2 separate regions of the Homo sapiens genome follow, and region 2 is linked to region 1. Evidence: chromatin loops called from intact Hi-C (ENCODE). Cell type or tissue: endothelial cell of umbilical vein. All regions are shown on one strand. Links, peaks and the distances in the headings refer to the core of each region. The heading gives the core; the rest is flanking DNA. Region 1 has its middle 28 kb from the start of CFAP299. Region 2 overlaps LOC124900725 (a long non-coding RNA gene).

What was found. Peaks named below come from ENCODE experiments on the same cell type or tissue, not always from the same donor. Only the 100,000 strongest peaks of a DNase experiment are listed, where the experiment ranks them.
Region 2: it touches region 1 in a loop (2.5-fold over the local background); 3 of 110 quality-filtered maps call a loop at or near these places.

What each region holds. Positions count from the first base shown.
Region 1 is chr4:80,303,311-80,312,653 of GRCh38, reverse strand. No RefSeq gene overlaps it. Among named protein-coding and RNA genes, the nearest start is that of CFAP299, 28 kb to the left of the region's middle. In endothelial cell of umbilical vein, for the core only: no CTCF peak of the experiment used is centred there; no DNase peak of the experiment used is centred there; H3K27ac peaks cover 1,608 bases.
Region 2 is chr4:80,233,313-80,242,655 of GRCh38, reverse strand. The region is part of intron 1 of LOC124900725 (a long non-coding RNA gene); the gene reads right to left. Among named protein-coding and RNA genes, the nearest start is that of FGF5, 29 kb to the left of the region's middle. In endothelial cell of umbilical vein, for the core only: no CTCF peak of the experiment used is centred there; a DNase peak (open chromatin) is centred at 4,505; H3K27ac peaks cover 3,003 bases.

The sequences.
Region 1 (9,343 bases), core at 950-8,949:
GCTGTTTCTAAATTCAGTATGTTTCAATATATTGTTTTAAATGGCTGTTATAACCAAAAACGATTCCTTACAAACTACATAGATCCAAATAAGAGAGGTATAATGTAGGCTCTACTTACTGAATTAAAATACCATTTTAAGTCCCATTTGCTAATTACATAAAGAATTTTTGTTGAAATTAAATGAAATTAAATAAATGTCCATGTTCCCTGGTAACAATCAGTTGTCATGCTAATTAGAAGGTATTGTGCATCTTTATCTAGCAGAAGTCTTATTTCCTCTGGTCCAATACTTCCTGGTTCATCCTCTAGTACTCGGTCATGTGACTACCTCCAAGGCCATGCTTTGGTTAAAGGGAAGATGGTTTTGCTAAGGAGGAAGCAAATATGTGTGTGTGTGTGTGTGTGTGTGTGTGTGTGTATACACATGTGAATCAAAGTTTGTCAAAATCATGTAAATAAAAATTGGCATTTATTGATTTACCTGTGCCTCAACAAAAATAAGCCTACATGAAACTTTCAAATGAGATCTTCTGGCTTAATAGTTGAAGATACATTAGAGTAGGAGAGACAGAAGAAAGAAACGAAGGAGAGAGAGATATGATAAAAGAAAAATATCTTTTAGGGTACAGCAGAAGGAATATTTACAACATTAAATGTAAGAAGGATAAAGTACAAGGTAATAAAGACAGAGGCCGTATCTATCTCCTGCCTAAGTACTCCATTTAGAATCCGATCCTTGCATGATTTCCAAACCCAGCAGTTGAAACCAACCATGATGGGTGGAGCATAATAATTGTGTGATACGTACGCTTCATATGGTACCTTTCAGAATCACATACTGTCTCAACCATCATTTGTGAGAGGAAAGGAATGTGCTGCATCCAATCCCTTCTCAGTCTTAAGTTTATAAATTGGCTTCATAATAAGAAAGAATCACAAAATCAAATGGAAGCACATCTAGCAGTAGTGTAAAAAAAAAAAAATGCCGCCTGAGACGCTTCTTACTTTCTATGGACAATTCTGTTTCTTTCATGAAAACCTGATTTTACAGGTAACTTAGTGGGTTGCTCCTGGTGGCCTTTGTGACTTTACAGTTGGATGAGATAACATGGAGTCTCTTAGTTCGCAGTATGAACATAATTCTGCCAATTTCTGCATTTCCCTTAGACCATCTGTCTTATTTACCAAAAAGCAAAAGTTTAACTGTAATAAATGAAAAAGCCAAAGGACTAAGACTTGGGGATTGAGAGCTATGATGCAATGGACTATGCGGTCTCTTAATAATACATAAATGTACAAATAGCCACTTTCCATGAACCGAAACTATGAGCAAAGCTGTGATTTCTGAGCTGGGAGGAAACTTATTGAGCAAGACAGATAAGGAAACAGGTGCAGAACATTTATGTTATTTGACTTATTGTGAAGCTGTTTTTTTATTTTGTTTTGTTTTGTTGGTTTCTGGGTTTTTTTTTTTTTTTTTTTGAGACAGGGTCTTGCTCCATCATGTAGGCTGTAGTGCAGTGGCACAAACGTGGCTCACTGTAGCCTCAACCTTCAGGGCTCATGTGATCCTCCCACCTCAGCCTCCTGAGTAGCTGGGACTACAGGTGTGCATCACCATACCTGGCTAATTTTTTTCTTTAATTTTGTAGAGAGATGGGAGTCTTGCCATGTTGCCCAGGCTAGTCTTGAATTCCTAGCTCAAGCAATCCTCCCCCCTCAGCCTCCCAAAGTGCTGAGATTATGGGTGTGAGCCACCATGTCTGGCCATTATGGAGCTTGTTAATGGCAAGGCAGGTGCCACAGTGCAGATTGTCACACTCTGAAACCAAAGTTCTTTCCATAAACTTTTTTATTTTCCCCTCAGAAAATAGTTGCAAAGGGGGTGGTGAGCTTGATTTAAGGGTAGACATTTCTAATGCCCAGGAGCCCTAGAAAGGCTGCATAACAGCCTTTCATATTAGGAACAGCCTGTTCATACTAGGAACAATGACAGTGGTTTGCATTCTGTAGAGTCTCCTCATTGGGACATGAGCTTTAATAACTCAGCTAAATGGTAGGTGTTATTATCTAGTATGTAATTAAATCATGCTTAAAGGAAATATTACTAACTTCCTCTCACAATATTAAGTTTCGCCATGTTCCCATCCTCAATCTCTAGCACAGTAACTCACAACTCAGACCTTCACATTAGAGTCAGCTGAAGAATTCAAAAATACGGAAACAAGGGGCACCACCTTACGACAATGGAATAAGAATTGCTAGGAGGTAGCCTGGAAAAGTATTTTATTGTTATTACTATTATTGTAAAAAACAGAAAAACATTTCCTTTTAGGTGCCCCAATGATTTTAATGTACGATCAGGGCTGAGAATCCCCACACTCCAGAGAAGAGCTATGGGACCTTTCTTCTTGAGCATCTGCTAGTTTTAACTGTCCTTACAAAAGACTCTGCTAGAGATGGTAGACCAGACTCACAGCTCAAATCTTAGGTCAATGCACTTTCTAATCATTTTGTTACTTTATTTAGAAAACTCGCTCTAAGACCATGTTCTCAAACTTTCCTGCTCATCAGAATCAACTGGAGAAATTGCTGAAACAGATTTCTGTGCCGCATGCTCGAAGTTCAGAAGATCTGGGGTGAGACCAGAGAATTTGCATTTCTAAGACCCCAAGTAATGCTGTTGCTGCTGGTCCTGGGATCACACTTTAAGAACCCTTAGCAGTTGATAAAACCCAACTGGATTCCTTCCTCTATAATGATTTTTTTCTGTGGAAGAGAAAATTCTTTGATAATTCACTCTACCAAGTCCCTGACTACTTCCCTTCTCATCAGTGACTCACGGCTAGCAAATGTACTGGTCTCTCAATAGCATGAGTAACCTTCTAGCAGATTTTGCCAGCAAGACTCTGCCATTTGCTTTTAGTTCTTACAGAATAACCCTCTTTTCCTCAGAACATTTCAAATAGTGTTTGAAAGGAATAATCCTCTAAAGATATAAATGTAGCACCACTGTGGTGACATTACAATGTCTCTTGTCCATGCCATGTAGACTTGGGTAGCAAGTATGTTACATTTTGCTTCTTCACACAGTATAAATAAATGGGTAAAATATTCTCCTAATTTTCTTCCTTCTAAATTCATGAATCCAAGGAAACTCCTGCTGATAAATGAGAACTGAAACCTAAAGTCTGGGGAATGTCAGGATAAGCTTAAATCAAGAAAATATGTGAATCAGGCTGGGTGCAGTGGCTCACGCCTGTAATCCCAGCACTTTCGGAGGCTGAGGCAGACGAGTCACTTGAGGCCAGGAGTTCAAGACCAGCCTGGCCAAAATGGTGAAACTCCGTCCCTACTAAAAACACAAAAATTGTCCAGGCATGGTGGCACGTGCCTGTAGTCCCAGCTACTCGGGAGGCTGAGGCAGGAGAAATGACTGAACCCAGGAGGCAGAGGTTGCAATGAGTCAGGATTGTGGCACTGCACTGCAGCCTGGGTGACAGAGTGAGACTTTGTCTCAGAAAAAAAGAAAGAAAGAAAGAGAGAAAGAGAGAGACAGAGAGAGAAAGAAAGAAGGAAAAAGAAAGAGAGAAAGAAAGAAAGGAAGACAGACAGACAATAAATATGTGGATCATTAAAAATTTAGAACTAAAAAATGAACTACCATTTACTGAATGCCTACTATGAACCAAAGCATTACATTGTGAATTTTTAATTCACAAGACAGCAATCTGTGTTTTAACAAGCCTTTCAGGTGGTTCTTATGCAGATGAAAGTTGGAGAACCACTGCTCTAGGGACATACATATGTGAATGTTGGTATTTTGGAAGAAAGAAACAAACACTTTTGGATTTTAACAGACCTGGCAAGGTTTCCCCTGAAAGAGAAGGACATACTAAGGGAAATAAGGTGCCTGGGAACTCGGGAAGAAGAACCCTAGGGGGTAGGAGCAATGTTGAAGAAGAAATGGAGCTGTCACCTATGTCAGACACGCTGCATGTGTGCCTATTGCCCTATCACGAGCGTATTCAGGCAGAATAAACTAGGAGAGCCTTTCTGGAGGGTAAAGAGGGGATGTTTCAGATGTAGCCCAACTAGGTGATTTTATAATCCCTTTTTACCCCAGGGACACCATCATTCTGAATGTTCATAGGACTATCTTAAAAATATGTCACAGATGTAAGTGAATTTATAGATTGAGTTAAGAAAGAAATCGGGTTGGAAGAGAGGGCAAAGCAGGGGATGGAGAGAGAGAGCTGCATGAGTCAGACAGATTCAGACTTAATCCTTACAGTCACTTCCTAGCTGGTGATCTCAGGCAAATTACTTAATCTAGCTCAGGTTTTGTCCTTATCTATAAAAGGGGATAATCATACCTACCTCAGAGAATTGTTGGGAGGATTAAAAGAGATAATGACATGCTTGGCACCCATGGAACGCAACTGTCCGGAGGCAGCTTGCCAGCCCCGGTTCTCCCTCTAGCTAAAGGAAGTCATCCTACCTTTTTTTTGAAAGTAGGAGTTTTTCAATGGATTTTTCATTTTCATTATCTGCCTTGTCTTGTGTGATTAGAAATGACCAGAGAGAAATGAGTGTCGCCTTTCCTAAACTGGTTATATATCGGCCCTGTTCTCTCTTCCTGCTCCCAACCTCTCCAGTCTCTCCCTCAGCTCTTGCGTGGGTGGGGGTGGCGCCTCCGGCATGTTTGTATATTCCTCCAACACTCAGCCAGCTCTGCTCCAGAATCAGCCTTAATTAGTCATTTACCTAGCATAACTCAGCAAATCTGTGTTTGAAGTAGAATTATCCCATGTAGAATTTAATTTCCCTGTTTCCCATTTCACCTCAATAAGGTGAAATGGACTATTCGGCATGGAGAAGGCTTAGATCTCATTTTTCTTCAGTCTGCCTGTTTGGGATTTCTGAATTTAAAAGTAAATACCTCTTAGACACAGATGAATTCTTGCATGCCAGCTACCTGTCAAGTGTAGCAAATACTCAGCCAGCTACTGCATTAGGTTTTGGTTTAAAGCCACTCTAAATGATTTATTGTTTTTAAATTATTTACATGGCATTATTCCTTTCTTGTAAAATGCAAAAGTGCTGTCAGGAACAGCAGGGAAGCAAGGTTATGAATGGTACTACATGTAAATCAAAGTAATTAGAGGCTTCAAGTTGCAAATACTGACAAGTTCTCCACCAGCCACCACTTCACTGATGATAATAAAATTTGCATGATTTCCTGACATTATATTCACCACATATTTTCACTGCATGCTCACTGTAATTACTTAGGGCATGATCTCACACTTCTAGCAAGCAGAACTCTCACTGAACCCAGCCGTGACTATTACAGATGCTTAGAAATGAAGTGGATGGAATTAAGGGGAGAGTTCCCTACATAGCTTTAGGGATCTGTGATGTATCAACTGAATCTTGACAGGTAAGAAAAAGGGAAATATTCTCAACCACTCCTAAACTATTATCAGCTCAAATTATAATGACACTAAGGTATCTCGATGACAGAATTTGGAACCTGGGTTTACTGACAACTGATTTCTGCAATTTGTTTTCTGAATCTCTGATGTCAAGAAAGAAAAAGATCATCAAAGTTGATTTCAATCCCTAATATGGAAGTACATCAGACATAACTCTATGTGTAACTAAGGGAAAAAATTCTGTGTTATTTTTCAAAGATCAGAATGGACAAGTAAGAAGGATTAAAAATGCCAAAGATCAGCGGGCACCTCTAGAAGTATAGAGTGACTAAAGCAGTCAACTCAATGTCTGAATTCCGTAACCAACCTCTCATTTGGTCAAGTAATTCCTCAGTGCTTGGTGCAACATTCATTTATACCAGCACATAAATTCATACACTTTTCTTGTTTTGGCTCAGTGAACCAAACTTACATCTGACCATTTGCTCTTCTTTTCTAAACCTGGAGCACCCTCATATCTGTCTCAATAGAGGAGGAAAAATTTAGGTTTTGAACCATGTAATATACTATGAATGTACATATCAAAGATGAACATACTGTATAAACTAAAACTTAGTGATTAATAACCGTTCTTCTAACACTGAACTAAAAGACAGAAGAGAATAATTGATTCTGAGCTTTGCCTTGTGAACCATGGGAATTTATACAATTATTCAACCTCCGTCTCTTCAACCTAAAAGAGAGGAAATTACTCATACACATGCCATTGTCATGAGAATTGAAGAGAGAAGATGAAAGCACTCAGTACAGTACCTGGCATTGAATATGAATGCAAAGATAGAACAAATTATCCAGAAATGTCTTATCCTTTCATAGGTCTTCTATTTAGTTCACATTGCATGGAAAGTCTTATACAGAAAATTAGTGTCTGAGTTAAGAGCAACTTAGGAGGCAGCAAGAAAAGGAGCCTTATTTTTAAGAATTTAGTAACAGTCTATCAGACCTGAAATGAAAGACAATTTGGGGAATGAATAATCTCTCTTCCCTCACCATGGAGAGCAGCTGGTAACACTGCAATTTTTAAAAACAACCTAGTTGAGGCAATCAGATCTTAAATATTGGAAGTTATTGCTCCAAATCACAGTACTTCTAAACCCACAGGTATCTACTGGTAAACCTTTACAATAATGAAATTCATTAAAGATTCCCAGATCTTAGGCTGGCTCTGGTTAAAGTTTACAACCACAGTTACTAGATCTACCTTACCTAGACCAGTTACAATGCAGATATCTCCTTTCTCTGTATGAATATGTTGGGGAGGTGGTTACTTCTGTGATGGGAAGGTCTATGAACTTGTAGTAACATATAAGCAATCTTTATAAAAGTCTGTTGTAAATAGTTTGTGTTAATTAGCCTAAAGATGACATCAAGCTCTGCGGTAGGTTTACTCATATTTAATTATATCCATTTTAAACCATTTTAAACTACTCTCCAGTAGTAACTTACGAGATTTCTGGAATGTGTTTAGTAATCCACTGAGAAGACTGACTCAGAGTCATAGAAGAAAGATATCCAGTGTGTCCAACTGCCGTGACTGTTGACTTCCATCATCTGTTACCCACACTTTAAGATGAATAGGGAATGCATCAAAAGTACATAGTTCAATTAGCCCAATAGCAAGTATGAAGCTATTATGTAGATGTGACATATTTTCTGTTAAATCATATGAGTGGTCATAACTTCTGCTAAAAATATGCATGTCATTTCTCAAGTGCCCTTTCTTTTGCCCTCAATTGTATTTTGAAGACAAAACAAACCATCTTTCGTGGCATTCAGCAGTCTGCTCATTTTGTTGCTGTTGACAATAGTGTTCTCATTTCTTCTACTCAAGATACGTGGAAAATAGTCTTAACAAACCTGATAGACACAAGATCATATGCTTTTTGAATGAGCGCCTTACTACTGAATGTGTGGCTTATTGTGGAAATATTTAAGCGCACCTTAAGGTCAGTTATTATAAGGGCTATTACCATCGTTTCCCACTTTAGTGGGCTTTTAATCAAATGTCTTAATTTATAATTAATTTAGCAGCTGGTCAGCCAACATGGTTAAAACTAATGAGTAAGTTTATGTATTTTATAAAACCTTATATTTGGATACTGCCTTAGCAGCAATTTATTCCAACTTCTTACGTCTTTGTGTATACATTTCTATCTTTGTCTTGGTTTGTTGTCAAGTTTGTGTTTACAATTGTTTGGTTTTTTTCCTTCTCTCTCTTTTCATTTGAAAAGAATTTATTCTGAGAAAGAATAAAAGTCTTAGGAAAGAAGTGAGCTTCTGTATCAGAGATTGGTGGGAGTATGCTCTATCTTGGGAGAGTCAAGCTGAAGGTAAGATTTAAACCTCATAGGAGAGTTTAATGTTTTTGATTACCTCTAAGGTAAAATAATCTCATTTATTCTTTCTACCCCAGAGTGGAATGATGTTAAAAGACCTTACACCAGCATGTTTGACTGTGTGTTCTAAGAGAAGACTTTCTCTTATTCATATCTATACACCTTTCTTTCTAAAAGGAGTTTACAGAGGCCTGGGGAATTATGGTGAAAGAACAGAGTTCTACATGATAACATTTACAGTCTGAACAGACAGTTCAGTCCTAAACATATCCAATTCGGAAACCGAGTTAGAGGGGAAGCAGCCGAAAACCCAGATCTCATTGCTGAGAAACTTTACAATTTATCAGGTCAAACCCCAATAAGATGTCCAAGCTCTTCCAGTTAATTTGTGGCAGAGCTAAGTTGAAGAATAAATTTCTATTGCCGGTCTCAGTTCCTTCCTTTATAGAGCACTAAACACAAATGGCTCCCAGCTTTAGAGAACTTACACAACCAATAATATAAAACACATGGAACAACCAGAGAAAGAATAAGACTTCTCTAGTCATTTTTATATACCTGCAAATAGTATGGTAAATACTAGCTGTCAACAAAATGCATGGCTTCTTGAAATTATATTTAAAATGGTTATGTTAATATAATTTTTAATTGCTGCTGAGTCTAATTTGAAACTGATATTATTTAATAATGTATATATGACCCACAAGATAAAATGAAGCATGCGTCAAGCAATTGTCAACTCAGTCAATTGAGCATAGTAAGGAGGACATACTGTGTCCGGAATTGGAGGGTTCTTGGTCTCACTGACTTCAAGAATGAAGCCGCGGACCCTCGCAGTGAGTGTTACAGTTCTTAAAAGCGGCGTGTCCAGAGTTTGTTCCTTCTGACGTTGGGATGTGCTCAGAGTTTCTTTCTCCTGGTGGGTTCGTAGTCTCGTTGGATCAGGAGTGAAAAAGCAGACCTTCGTGGTGAGTGTGTCAGCTCATAAATGCAAAGTCGACCCAAAGACTGAGCAGCAGGAGGATTTATTGTAAATACCAAAAGAACAAAGCTCCCACACTGTGGAATGGGACCCAAGTGGGTTGTCACTGCTGGCTCGGGCAACCTGCTTTTATTCCCTTATCTGGCCCCCACCCACATCCTGCTGATTGGTCCATTTTACAGAGAGCCGATTGGTCTGTTTTACAGAGAGCTGATTGGTCCATTTTGACAGGGTGCTGATTGGTGCGTTTACAATCCCTGAGCTAGACACAGAAGTTCTCCACGTCCCCACTACAGTAGCTAGATACAGAGTGTCGATTGGTGCATTCACAAACCCTGAGCTAGACACAGGGTGCTGATTGGTGTGTTTACAAACCTTGAGCTAGATACAGAGTGCTGATTGGTGTACTTACAATCCCTTAGCTAGACATAAAGGTTCTCCAAGTCCCCACCAGAGTAGCTAGATACAGAGTGTCGATTGGTGCATTCACAAACCCTGAGCTAGACACAGGGTGCTGATTGGTGT
Region 2 (9,343 bases), core at 363-8,362, 69 kb after region 1:
CATGACCTTTATGAACTAAATTCCAATAGAGCGAGGCAAATGATAAATGAACCACTTAAAAAAAATTTGGCCTGGCACAGTGGCTCACGTCTGTAATCCCAGCCCTTTGTGAGGCCCAGGCAGGAGGACTGCTTGTATGCAGGAGTTCAAGACCAGCTGGGCAACATAGCATGGCCCCGTCTCTATAAAAAATAAAAAAAAATAGCCAGGCATGGTGGCACATGCCTGTAGTCTCAGCTACTTGAGAGGCTGAAGTGGGAGGGTTGCTTGAACCCAGACGGTTGAGGCTGCAGTGAGCCATGACCGTGTCCCTGAACTCAGCCTGGGTGACATAGCAAGACCCTGTCTTAATAGAATAGAATAGAATAGAATAGAATAGAATAGAATAGAATAGAATAGAATAGAATATTTTTCATAGTAAGCAGGATGGAGATATCAGGTGGGAGGAGGAAGTGTTGTTAAATAACAACTGGTGGTCAAGGGAGGCATTTTTAATAAATTGCCATTCAACAGAAAAATGGAAAGTGAGGAAGCAAGTTGCACAGCTATGGAGAGAAAAAATGTTCTGGGAAAAAAAAAAAAAAAAAAAACATGCTTGATGTAGTCCAGAAAGAACAAGGAAGCCAATGTGATTGGCAAAGAGTGAGAGAGAACAAGACTGGTACAAGAAGAGGTCAAAGGAAACAGTGATCATTATCATGTGTGATCTTATAGATAATGGCAAGGATTGCAAATTTTATTCTGAAAGATAAGGGAAGCCAATGAAGGGTTCTGAGCAAAATTACATGGTCTGAATTAATTTTCAAAATGATCTCTCTGGAGTTGGGTAGAGGATAGACTGTACAGGACACAAGGGTGAAAGCCAGAAGTACTATTAGGAAACTATTGAAATAATCCAGTCCTAAGAGAATGCAGCTTTGACTGACGCATTTGCATTGGAGGGGATTGAAAGGTTGGATATTGGATACATGTTGAAGACAGAGCAGCAGGAGTGGCTGATAGATAGAAAGTGTACAGTACAAAAGAAACAGAGGAAGATAGGAATGACACCAAGTGTTTTGAATTAAGCTACTTTGCAGAATGGGTCCATTAACTTAGAAAGGACAGATTGCTGTAAGAATAGGTCTGGGGGATAAAATTAGGAGTTCTGTTTTGGCTATCTATTAGGTAAACACGTGACAATGTTAAATAGGTGTTGATTATAAAAGTCTGGAGTTAGAGAGAAGTTGATCCTAGAAATATAAATTCAGAAGCCATCAGCATATAGATGAAATTTAAAGCCATGAGACTAGATGAGGTCACCCAGGAAACTAGTATAGTTAGAAAAGAGATCAAAATATTTTAAAGTTAAGCCATGAATAAAATGAAAGCAAGACACTGAAAATCCCCAGCCAGTGAGGTAAGAGACAAACTGAGAGAGGTGGCCAGCAACCAAGAGAAGAAATTATTTCAAGAAGCAGGAAGTGATCAATCATGCTAAATGTTAATACTTGTCAGATGAGAAGAACTGACCATTAAATTTGACAACATGACATACTATTATTGTGAGTGATGAGAAAGTTTGGTTGAACTCTCTGAGCTCAAGAGAGAGCAGGAAGAAAAGATTTGGTGATTTCTAGAGCAGAAAATTCTCTCACTCATTCATGAATTTTGTTGTTTATGGGGATCAGAGAAAGGCAGGAGGTAGCTAGAAGGAAATATGGCAATGAGAAAAATATTTTTAAAATAGGAAATATCAACAGTACAATTGTATGAAGGTAGAAATGATTCGATAAGAAGAAAACTTGGGGATGTAAAGGAGGAAGGGGAGAGGTGCTGGGGAGGGGCAGGTTTCAGTACAGGGTTTCTTTGCCTTGGCACTACTGACTTCCTGGACCCTCGACCAGACAATTCTTTGTTGAGGGGGCTCTTCTGTATATTGTAGGATGTTTAGCAGCATCTCTGCCCTCTACCTACTAAATGCCATAATCACCTGCTCCCTCTCATTGAGTTGTAACAACCAAAAATGTATCTAGACGTTTGCCCTTTGAGGGAAAAAATCACTCCTGGTTGAGAAACACGTGTGTATGACTTGCTCTTAGGTAAAGGTACAGAGAGTCTGTCTATCATATCAGGAGGAAAAGCAGGGAAATGGTCATGGATACTGGTAACCTTGAAGATGGAGTAGTGGGAATATATGAAATTACTTCTGATTGTTTCTGTTTCATTTGAGAATGAGAATGGAAAAAATGCACTGGAGATTGGAGAGGAGAAGAGCAGCATCTAGGAGAGTGGGAGGGTGAATAGTCTAGGGAGATACAGTTGGATTGCCAGAGAGCTAAAGGTAATGGTAATGAATTTAAAGTAAAAACCAGTCAGTATGCTTAAGGCATTGTATCTATGGTTGTGGGTGGAGGACAAGCTCATCAGAGGAAAGCAGATTGAAAAAACTGAGAGGCAATCATACTGAAGGATATACAATATGGATATGGAAATAATTATGAAGAGAAAGAACAGAAATAATGAGGGAGAGAGAGAAACAGGAAATAATAATTGTAAGAAATAAGGAGATCTGAGCATCTGTATTGTCCCCAAGAAGGAAGGTAGCAAGTGGTAAAATCTGATGGCAAGAGGTCTGAAGTTGGGGGTTTTAGGAAGAAGTGAGGGACAGTAGTCTGGAAGAATACTTACCCCACTTCTGGCCTAAATTGCATAAGGAGCATGAGAGAAACAGCTGTGACTTGAGAGGTCTGTAGGGGAAGCATGATCATTGAGGCAGAGCAAGGATTAAGTTAGGACAAGACGATAAAGGGGCATTTTTAAACGCCATTGAAGATATAATGGATTTTTCTCATGAGGAAGTGAGTTCCGGAAGGCACAGTGGAAAATGAGAGGGAAGAAGGGGAAAACAAGGGTTAGATGAGAAAATGCTCAGAATTATGTGGAGATGAGAGACTTCTTATGATGATGTAGTAAATTGGAATGTAGGGCATGATGGGATGAGTCCTAATGGTTTCCTGAAACAGTGTCTTTAAAACAGTTTGCTTTAAGCAGTACATTGTATGTGGCTTCCAGTACACACTTTCACCAAGTAATACTTAAGTTAGGCATGTGTCATACATTTGATATATTCTGTTTTCTTTTTTCATCTGAACTATTCTCTGTAAAATGTTTTAAGTTACTGATTTGATTTCACAAGCCACTAATAGACGATGCTTCGCAGGTTGAAAAATATAATTTTAAACAGATTGTGTGCAGGTGAAATTGTGAATGGTTGGGGAAATATGCTTTTTCCTTAAACGCTTTTCACTAGTGGGAAACTAAGTACAACTCTCTTGTAAGGAATAAGAATTTCCAAATCTACAGGTGTGAGCAATGTAATTTTTAAAATTTTACAATCGAGTAAACCTGGAGGGAGGAATGGAAAACCTAAGAGTGACTCATTAATATAATTTTTGCTAATCCAACATAATGAAGAAGCAGAGATGTAAACTCAATGTTCATTGTTCTCTAATTCTTCATTATGTCAGATTGACCAAATATCAGTCTCTCTTGGTTTTCCATCCCTCCCTCCAGGTTTGGGGCAAGCTTAAGGTAATTTAGGGGACCTCGATTATTAGCCATTTGTTAATATTGATTGCCACTGGAATGATTATTGTTGTCCTAAACTATTCCTTAACAATTGTTAAACCTCTGCTATGTGTGTGCTGTATCTGCAGTAGGAATGTGCCAGACACTGTTCTCTAAGTATTTTTCCTCTCTGACAAACCTACCAGAGTTTTACAGCCCCAAGATATTTCTTTCTTCATATATTTGCCTCCTGACCAAACACTCCTACAATGTCAGAGGTTGTTCTTTTAGTTTGTGGGTGGAAGTTACTTTGTGTGTTGTTTTTTTAGTTTCTGCTGTTGAGTCTTTAAGTACCCTGCTGATATCTGGGAATCCCCTTGTCCCATTGTCTTCATCCACAAACCCTCTAACTTCTTCTAAGTGTTAGGGTTTTAACTACAAATCCCAAAAATATTGTATGCTGCTCTTGTTTCTACACAACCATATAGTTTCTCTAACTCAATAAAGTGAAGAGTCAGCCACTTGCTTGGATGGAGATCATGGAAAGAGGAAATATAGGGCTAAAGGAATCTAAATTAATAGCTCAAGCTCTTATTCAGCCATATTAACAACCTATTTGTCACTATTTCTAATGGTGAGACATTTCTAACAAGGACCAAATTTGGAAAATTGTAAATACACTTTTCTCATTTATTTCTGTGAGCCGTTCCTCAAGCTTGCCCAAAATATCCAACTGCCTGAGTATGGGAAGCAATGGTAAGGATTTATAGAAAAGACGAGAGAAAGAATGAAGTAATACAGCTGTCCCCCCGCCTCGTCCATGGTTTTGCTTTCCCCAGTTTCAGTTACTCATGGTCAGTCCTGGTCCAAAAATAGTAAATGCAAAATTCCAGAATAAGTAATTCATAAGTTTTCAATTGTATGCCATTCCAAGCAGTGTGATGAATCCCATGCCTTCCTGCTCCATCCTGCCCGGAAAGTGAATCATCATTTTGTCCAGCATGCGCTCTGTACATGCTATCTACCCTTAATCACTTGGTGCTTGTGTTTGAATAACTCTTATTTTATTTAATAATGGCGCCAAAGCATGAGAGTAGTGATGTTGGCAATTCAAATATGTCAAAGAGAAGCCAAGTATATGCCAACCAGTGGTTGTTAATCTCTTAATGTGCTTAATTTATAAATTAAACTTTATCATAGGTATATTTGTATAGGAAAAAACAATGTAGCATATACAAGGTTAAGTATTATCTGCAGTGTCAGGCATCCACTGGGGATCTTGGAACATATCGTCCATGGATAAACAGAGATCACTGTATTTGGTTTCTAACATGCAAAATGGGATTAGGCAGCAGGATTAATTAACCAGGACATTGTCTTGATAAACCAGGGTATCTCATCCTCAGCACTGTTGACATTTAGAAATGAAAATTTTTTTGTTGTGGGGTACCATCCTGTGCCTTGCAGGATGTTTAGCAGCATCTCTGGCTTCTGCCTAGTAGCACTGCACCCCAAATTGTGACTACCAAAAATGTTTCCAGAAACTGCCAAATGTCTTCTGTGAACAAAATTACCCCTAGTTAAAAACTACTGTGATAGAAGGTTTAATAAATTTCTTTAAGTTCTATTTAAGCTATCAGGCCAGATCTGAAGGACTTTATGATAGGATCTCCCCTAGAACGGAGAAAAGACTCCTTTCCCCTAGAGTAGCTAAGCCATAGAAAAAAGGATATAACCTAAAGATAGGGAAACATGTACAACTAGGCAAAATTCTCCCCCATTTTCCTTATAGCAGTAAAAATATTCTTTTACTTTTGGTCCTATTACTGTAGTCTGGAAATAAGTCTAATTATTTATTTAATTGCTACTCCATTTAATAACACTTCAGGTACTTGAAGACATGTCCTTCAAGTTCTTCTTTTTGAATTAATCATTTTTAATGACATGCTAGTGAATTTTTCTTGTGAACAATTTTCATGGGAGGCCAGGAGAATAAAGTATAAGATGTCTTTATCTCTGTGTGAATTAAAGCAAGAATATACATCCTCAAGGCATCTTTAGGCTTGCAACAGACATGCTTCTTAAGACATTAACAATTTCCACAAATATTGGATAGAACAGAAGAAGAATTGTTTCTTCCATGAATGCATAGTTTTTTGTTTGTTTGTTTGTTTGTTTTTTGGGACGGAGTCTTGTTCTGTCATCCAGGCTGGAGTTCAGTGGCACCATCTTGGCTCACTGCAACTTTTGCCTCCTGGGTTCAAGTGATTCTGCTGCCTCAGCCTCCCTAGTAGCTGGGATTACAGGTGTGCACCACCACACCCGGCTAACTTTTTAATATTTTTGGTAGAGACAGGCTTTCACTATGTTAGCCAAGCTGGTCTCAAGCTCCTGACCTCATGGTCTGCCCACCTCGGCCTCCCAAAGTGCTGGGATTTCAGGGGTGAGCCACTGCGCCCGGCCAATGCATAGTTATCTTACACATTATTGGCGTCACACCAAAAGCAGAACACTTCCTTCTAGTGTGCATTTTGGCAGTAGAAAGCCAGAATCCACCATCATGACTCTTAATATTCAAGAAGTATAAAAGTTTTGGAACTGCCTGGGGCTGAGGTTGCCAGTCTCCCACCTAAGCCCCAGTATTAATGGTCAGTGTGACCTTTACTCAGTGAGTTTAATATCTGATGTTTCTTCTTTTTAACAATAATTGTATCTTTTAGCCTTTATTCTTAAGCTGTAACATTAAGAGTACCACATGGAAAAATAACTCAATAATGATTTAAAAAATTCCAGTAGCAGTTATGAGAAATTAATAATGGGGGCAATAATAGAGAGAATGTGCTGGAAAAGGAGTTAACAGTCACAGACAGGAAGGTAGGGGGTTTGGAGGTGGAAAAAAGGTGGGGTTGACAGGGTGGAGAGAAGTAGAAAAGGAGCAACAACAGGAAACTAGCCAAAAAGTACAGGGTATGAACGTGCTTTCTCCCTCTTCTTTTTGGGAACTGATGACTCCCAGTCAGCTATACCAACTGGAAGGAAAGAGCAGGGAGGGAGAGGGTATGGAAGGACCTGAGAGTAGAGAAATTGAACACCTGAGAGAGGAAAAGGAAGGAAAATGAAACCACAGAGAGAGGAAGATGGGTTTTAAAAAGTATTCCAGCTATTGGTGTGTCCCAGCTAAAGTTATGGAAAGTTAGCAGAAGGAAAATAAATCTGAATTTAAAATAGAAATTGGTCATCAGAATAAAATTTAAAGAAGGCAGCAAGCAGTGAATCTTTGTTAAAATTTACCTAAGAATAGATAGCTGAGGATCTAACAAATTATTTAAGTATAAGGACATATTTATATATTATGTATCATGTAATTATAGATATGTTATGTTATATGAAAATAATTTCCAAGAAAGGTCAACAGGTGACACAGTCAGAATACAACTATGTTTAGAATTCTGTGAGCTATTCTACTATGTAAACAGGGAATGTTGATTCACTTGACTAGAAGTTAAGTTTGAACTGTTCTCCAAATTCTCCTTGGATTTTGCGGTAGTAAGAAAAAATATTTTACAGTAATTCTGATTTCAAGAATGAGTATATGTAATTTAAATTTTGAAGGAAGGTAGTATATAAAATATTTTCAAGAAAATTGGGGCTGACTGTACATCTGGAATTACAGGTGTAATTCCAGCACTTTGGGATGCTGCGGCAGGATGATTGCTTGAGTCCAGGAGTTTGAGACCAGCCTGGGCAACATAGAGAGACCCTGTTTCTACAAAAAATAAAAAAAAAAAAATAGTTAGTCGGACATGGTGGTATGTGCCTGTGGTCCCAGCTATTTGGAAGGCTGAGGCAGGAGGATTGCTTGAGCCCGGGACGTCAAAGCTGCAGTGAGCCACGATCATGCCACTGCACTCCAGCCTGTCTCAAAAAAAAAAAAAAAAAAAAAAAAAAAAAAGTGGGGCTTGGGTTTGGTTTTGTGATATTTTTGGTTTTGTGTTTTATAACATCAAAATGCTAAGTCTGCTTAGCACCAGAGGCCTCTACAAAAGAACTGGACCTAATTACTCAGCCTCCTTTTTTCCTATGCTCTACATTAACCTAGTATAGAACACAGGGCAAATTAAAAATATATTGTAATAAAGAATCATTTATTTTAAAGTTAGTTGTGATTATAGATTGTGACTAGCTGCAGTCAGCTACCAACTCAACTGGCTGTAATGACTCCAAAATGACTATTTTATTTCTTTACCATGAAGGTTTGATATTCCCCGTTAGAGGCTTTTAGAGGGGAAACTAAGGTATAATTTCCAAAGAAGTTCTAATAAATGTTTAAACCTTAAGATGGAAGAAATGAACATGTTAATATGCTATTTAATGTATTATTTATTAATTTTAAGACTAAAAAATATTTGTAGATCAGTTCCAGGGTTGCCATGAAGATCAAATTTTGAAATATATGTGAAATGTTTTGGTAACTATAAAGCACTAAAGAAATTTAAACGTTATTATTATTCATATTTCTCCTGAAATGAGTCATTGCAGTTGTTCATTACTGATACTTCAACTAAACAAGAATGTTAAATGATAAAATACAGCTGAAGAAAGAAAATTCAGTTCCTGCATATTCAGGGAAAAAACAGGAAGTTTGGTGAGCACTGTGAAAGCGCTATAAAATGGAAAGCAAAGAAATGTTTATCAAAGTTTCAAGAGGCAAAACATTTACTACTGTTACTTTTATAAGGAGACAATCACCCACCCAACATGAAAGTGTATTAGATTTATTCTGGGTTAAAAACTTATGCAGAAATAACTTGTATTTGTAGGACATATTTCAGAAAGAATAATACAAAACAGACAAGCAATAGTTTTGTTGTAATGTACAATGTTAATAAATACTTTTGAAAAGATTGGAAAGTGTGATAGACTGCTTCATACAGTTCATATGACTGGTGAATAATAATGCTAAAGAGAAATTAAGTAAAATTAAAACACGGCAATATAAAATAAAAGGTCAGTAAGCAGTGGAAACTAGCAGTAGAAAGTTAGTGTCAGATGTGAAGGAAGAGTTTCTGGATAAAAGCTTCTTGAAAGAATAAGGGAAGAAGAGAAGAAGTAACACAAAGCAGAACGGGTTTGTCTCACTGCATAGGCAAGCCAAGTATTGGCCTGATTCTTTGATTTCAAGAACCTTTGAAGTAGGGTCAAGTTCATGAGCATGCTGTCTGTGCAGTGTCACGGGTCCTAGGCTCAGAAAGACCTCATGTTAGGTTTAAAGCTCTTCCATTGCCGTCTTGAAATTTTAAATAAATTTATTTATAACTTATGTTTTGGAAATGAAATCTAATGGTACAATGGAGCCGAGGAGTGTGCACAGGAGATATCTCAATATGAGTATCCACCACTATTCCTTGCTGCCACATTTATATATAGCATTTGTGATGCCCCATGAGCACAGAATTCCAGTGGACTCACAATGCGTAGTAAGTAGTTCAGTGAGAAAGGTAGTATGAGGTCAGTTTGTTAAATCTAAGATTGACTAACGGTAGGGTGGGGATGTAGGGGGGACTTGCTGAGGTCCCTGGGATGCCACCCTTTCAGTTTCAACTAGAACTTGTTTGGAATGCAGAAAGAAGGCAATGGTGTTGGGCTGCTTTTTTCGTATTAGCCAACCAGTTATGTTGAAAATAAGATCAGAAGAAAAGGGAAAGATAGGACAGGCCCCAATTCCTTTTGCTTTCCTTCCTTACTTATCAGTAAGCCAAAAGTAGAATGTATTGGTAGAATGTGTATCCTTCAA